Linked DNA regions of Homo sapiens: region 2 is linked to region 1. A link is a loop called in an ENCODE intact Hi-C map of the cell type or tissue named here. Cell type or tissue: endothelial cell of umbilical vein. All regions are shown on one strand.

What was found. Peaks named below come from ENCODE experiments on the same cell type or tissue, not always from the same donor. Only the 100,000 strongest peaks of a DNase experiment are listed, where the experiment ranks them.
Region 2: it touches region 1 in a loop (2.8-fold over the local background); 3 of 110 quality-filtered maps call a loop at or near these places.

Annotation. Positions count from the first base shown.
Region 1 is chr13:44,709,493-44,711,992 of GRCh38, forward strand. The region is part of intron 2 of LOC105370185 (a long non-coding RNA gene); the gene reads right to left. Among named protein-coding and RNA genes, the nearest start is that of LINC00407, 70 kb to the left of the region's middle. In endothelial cell of umbilical vein, no CTCF peak of the experiment used is centred here; a DNase peak (open chromatin) is centred at 1,329; H3K27ac peaks cover 1,794 bases.
Region 2 is chr13:44,931,982-44,934,481 of GRCh38, forward strand. No RefSeq gene overlaps it. Among named protein-coding and RNA genes, the nearest start is that of TRE-TTC2-1, 15 kb to the left of the region's middle. In endothelial cell of umbilical vein, no CTCF peak of the experiment used is centred here; a DNase peak (open chromatin) is centred at 1,050; H3K27ac peaks cover 2,500 bases.

The sequences.
Region 1 (2,500 bases):
CTAATGACCAATGATGCTGAGCATCCATTTATATGCTTTTTTTTCCACCTGAATGTCTTCTTTGGTGAAGTGTCTCTTCAAATCTTTTGTCTGTCCTCTTGCTCATTAGTTTTTAAGCCTTGTCCCCATTTTATAGACATAAAACTCTCACACTCACCCTTTTCTGAAATTCCCTCCTTTAGGAGCTCCCCTAACTCTACTCCCTCCCACCTCCCACCATTACAGTCACAGGTTCTTCTGGATATCCTCACCAGTTAACATGGCCTGTTGAGTTTTACCTTTTGTAGTTTGTATTATGCAAGCTTTTTTCTAAGTATAAAATTATACCCTTTTAGATGCTGAGTTAAAAAAAATACAACAAATGAGGCTGGGCACGGTGGCTCATGCCTGTAATCCCAGCACACTTGGGAGGCCAAGGTGGGCAGATCACGAGGTCAAGAGATCGAGACCATTCTGGCCAACATGGTGAAACCCCATCTCTACTAAAAATATAAAAATTAACTGGGCGTGGTGGTGCGTGCCTGTAATCCTAGCTACTCGGCAGAAGACTCGCTTGAACCAGGGAGTCAGAGGTTGCAGTGAGCCCAGATCACGCCACTGCACTCCAGCCTGGCAACAGAGCAAGACTCTGTCTCAAAAAAAAGAAAGAGAGAAAAAGAAACAAATGAAAAAAATAAATAAAAATAAAAATAAAATTACACCTTTATATTGATCTACTTTGCCAAACCACCACTCCAAGACTCTGATATGACTCCCTAGGGAACATGGCTTCCATATCTAGCCTCCTAGTGACATGGTACATTAGTATTGCCAAGAGAGTTATAGAAACTGGACATTCTTGAGGCGGGGCATGGTGGCCCACGCCTGTAATCCCAGCACTTTGGGGGAGCGAGGCAGGCAGATCACGAGGTCAGGAGTTCAAGACCAGCCTGGCCAACATGGTGAAACTCCTTCTCTACTAAAAATACAAAAATTAGCTAGGTGTGGTGGCGGGCGTCTGTAATCCCAGTTACTCGGGAGGCTGAGGCAGGAGAATCACTTGAACCTGGGAGGCAGAGGTTGCAGTGAGCCGAGATCCCACCACTGTAGATCCCACCACTGTGCTCCAGCCTAGGCGACAGAGTGAGACTACATCCAGAAAAAAAAAAGAAACTGAACATTCTCTTTGGCAGAGTGAGGCATCCTAGAGGGGCTCAGTGTTGAGTCCTGGGAGCACTGCAGTGCAGATGTCATAGGCTGGGGAGAATTGAAGTGAAAGTGTCTCAGGTTTCAGGTTGATGTGGAGGTGGTGCTGTCTATGTGAGTATGTTGGGGATGGAGGAAATGATTCATTTCCACAGGACTCCTGACTCATGGAAGTATTTGGGCCAAACTCACTTTCTAGAGTTAAATTTCATGAATTAGAATTAAAATATAATAGCCACAAGGGCTGGGAAGGATGGAAACTTCGTATTTATTAATTCATGTAATCCTCACAGCAACTCTATGAGGTCATTCACCTGCATTTGATAGAGGAGTAAACGAAACCCCTGGGAGTTAGAGGGCTGATAAATTGCAGGGCCTGGACAACATTCCTACAGCTGACCCCAGAACTCTCATTCTTTCCACAGCATTATTTTACTACATCTTGGGTTTAATTCACATACTGTGTAATATTAGAAAAAAAATTTTAAGAAGGTGGGAGTTTGGAGATCAAAGAGCCCCTGAGAGGTGGGAGCTGGCTGTGGTTGGGACTCTAGCAAGCCAGAACTTATATCTGGCTCTCACTCTTTTGCTTTGTGAATTTGGAGAAATAATAATAATTTTTTTTTTTTTTGAGATAGGGTCTTGCTCGGTTGCCTAGGCTAGAGTGCAGTGGCATGATCACAGCTCACTGCAGCCTCTGACCTCCCAGGCTCAAGTGATCCTCCTACCTCCACCTCCCAACTAGCTTGGACTACAGGCACATACCATCATGCCCAGCTAATTTTTAAGTTTTTTGTAGAGACGGGGTCTCCCTATGTTGCCCAGGCTGGTCTTGAACTCCTGGGCTCAAGCAATCCTCCCACCTTGGTCTCCCAAAGTGCTGGGATCACAGATGTGAGCCACTGCACCCAGCCAGTTGAATATTCTTTTGCTTTAGTTTGCTTCTCTTTCGCAGTGGTCTCTGTACTGTTTTGATTGCACATGCCACCAGTAATAAAAAAGTTTGAGAACACTAGTTCATGAAATGTTTATCTCTTTATAAAGTTATGTACATATAAAGCCATTTTAACATATTATGTATGTTAAAAATATTTACAAAAATAGAACTTTCAAAAGGATAAGATAAAAATAAAATAGCCATAACTCTGCCCTCACTAATATTTTTAGTTGAGACCATGTGACTGAACTAGATTGTCCTTATTTTTACCTCATGTGACAAATAAAGGCGGTGTCTGCTGTGCCATATTCTTGTGGTTTTACTTATGCTGGCTAAGTAAGAACTTTGTTCTTAGCTTTACTCTCTGATTCCATTAGA
Region 2 (2,500 bases), 220 kb after region 1:
CCCAGGCTGGAGTGCAGTGGCGCGATCTTGGCTCACTGTAAACTCTGCCTCCTGGGTTCAAGCGATTCTCCTGGCCTAGCCTCCCCAGGAGCTGGGATTACAAGTGTGCACCACCACACCTGGCTAACTTTTGTATTTTTAGTAGAGACGCGGTTTTACCACGTTGGCCAGGCTAGTCTCAAACTCCTGATCTCAGGTGATCTGCCCACCCCTTGCCTTCCCAAAGTGCTGGGATTACAGGCATGAGCCACCACGCCACAATCCCTTTCTTATTGACATAGATATGGTTTGGACATTTAAGTATTGTTAGTCAAGCCTTGTTCTAGCCAGTAACCAAACTACCCTGTCTCTATAAAGTGAGTGCGTTTTCTGGACATTACCAGTTATGAGATTTAGAGGGCAGTCCTATTTCCAATTCGTTGGAAATCACCTTACTATCTATCCTTTGGCACCACCTATCCCCAATTCCATAAAAAGCCTTAGTTTAAAAATAAAATTGCTTTTGCTGTTTTTCCTTAATATAAAACTTAAAAAATTACTTTTATCTATAGATTGTATCTTTACAACACACATTGTGGTTTTTAGAATCTCAGGGAAAAAATGCTATCTTAAATGTTAGTAGACTAAGATTCTTGACCTCCTAAATCAGTGTCAAATGTGAGATCATAGCTGATGCCTGGCCTATGTAGTCAGCACTCAATAAATAGTAGTCGTACTGTCAGGACTCTGGAAAATAAGAGAAATGAATCTGAGCAAAAAATAGGAAATTATAAGAATAGCAGTATCTTCTAGAAACACGCAGGCAGAAATGCAGCCAAGTTTGGAATACCTACCCTGCCCTTGCCACTCTGTTTGTACAGTGTGACCCCATTCATTGCTGCTCATTCAGCTACTATGTGCCAGGCACAGTGCCTGAGGCCGGAACACAATAGGAACACAAACAGATACGGTTTTTTACATTGTAAAGCACAGAGGTTACAGTCTAGTGGAGAGAGACAAATCAAATTATCACGCAAGGAAATAAAAAACTGCCACTGTGGTAACTGCTGAGATAGGCAAGTACATGGTGCTGAGTGTGTATAAAAGGAGTGACCCACTGAGGGAGGTCAGCAAAGGCTTCCTGAGGAAGCGATGACCAAGCAGAGACTCAAGTTTAAGCAAGCAATAAGACAATAGGGAAACGAGAAGAGCTTTCCAGACTTAGAGAAGAGCAAACGCCTCCTGGCAGGCGGAAGCACACTGAGGAAGCATGGCTGGAGCTCAGGAAGATGAGGAGACCTGCCAGATCACAGTAAAACCAAGGTCACAGAACGAGGGTTTTGCCCACAGCTACACAACTTCTGGGATACTTTCCTTATACTACCACCTTCCTAGTCAACAGACTTCATTTTCTTTCCTCTCCAAACCTTCCCCTGGGACAGAGGTCCATCAGTTAATGCTCATTCCAGGGTAAAAAAGAAATCACGAAGTAGAACATGAAAAGGAAATGCAAAAACTTGAGCCACAAAAACTGGAGACCTCGCTATGGAATTTTTCTTTGTTGAGTGTGCCCAGGAGTCTTGGGGATGGTCTATGTCAGTGGTATTCAAAGTGTGGTCCCAGGACCAGCCACATCAGCATCTCCTAAACACTTATTAGAAAAGCAAATTCAAAGGCCCCACTCAAAACCTATGAATCAGAAATATGGGAGGTGGAGCTCAGCAATCTGAATTTTAACAAGCAAAAAGCCCCACAAAAAGGGTTCCTGTTGCACAGACAATAGTCTAAATCAGTGCTTCCCAAACCTGTCTGATCATCTGAAGCAACTGGGAGCTTGTTAAAATATTCCTGGGCCACACCCCAATACCTACAAAAATTGAAATCTCAGGGCAAGGCTTGGGAATCTATATTGAGATGATCATCCTGGTTTGAGAACCACTGGTCTATATCAAAGTAACACATTGTCTGACACAGTGAGCAATTAATTCCAAGTGTCATTTGTCCTTGCCAAGTAATTAAGGGTAGTAAGTACCTCAGGCTCTGCCAGTCCAACTCAGTACATTATTTGATTTATATCTTCCATCTCCTTAGCTCTTCCCAATTTTAAAACAATATAAGACACTTCCAATTTTGACATTTGTTGAGAAATTTCTCCTTGTCTCTCAGTCTTATATCATCACAGCCACCACAAACTGTATGAGACTTAATAAGTGCTTACCAAATTCAAGCATTATGCTTTTAGCTGCAGTCTAAAAATCTGTTCTGGAAAATATCCCTTTCAAAATATCAAAAAGAAAATCATCCAGCCTTGTAATACAAACAGGCACCCAATTCAGAACTTTTTTCTCTGCCTCTGCGAGGAAATGGATTTTCTACTATCGTGACTCAGTATTTTTTATTTATTTATTTATTTATGAGACAGAGTCTCACTCTGTCGCCCAGGCTGGAGTGCAGTGGTACAATCTCAGCTTACTGCAACCTCCACCTCCTAGGTTCAAGTGATTCTCATGCCTCAGCCTCC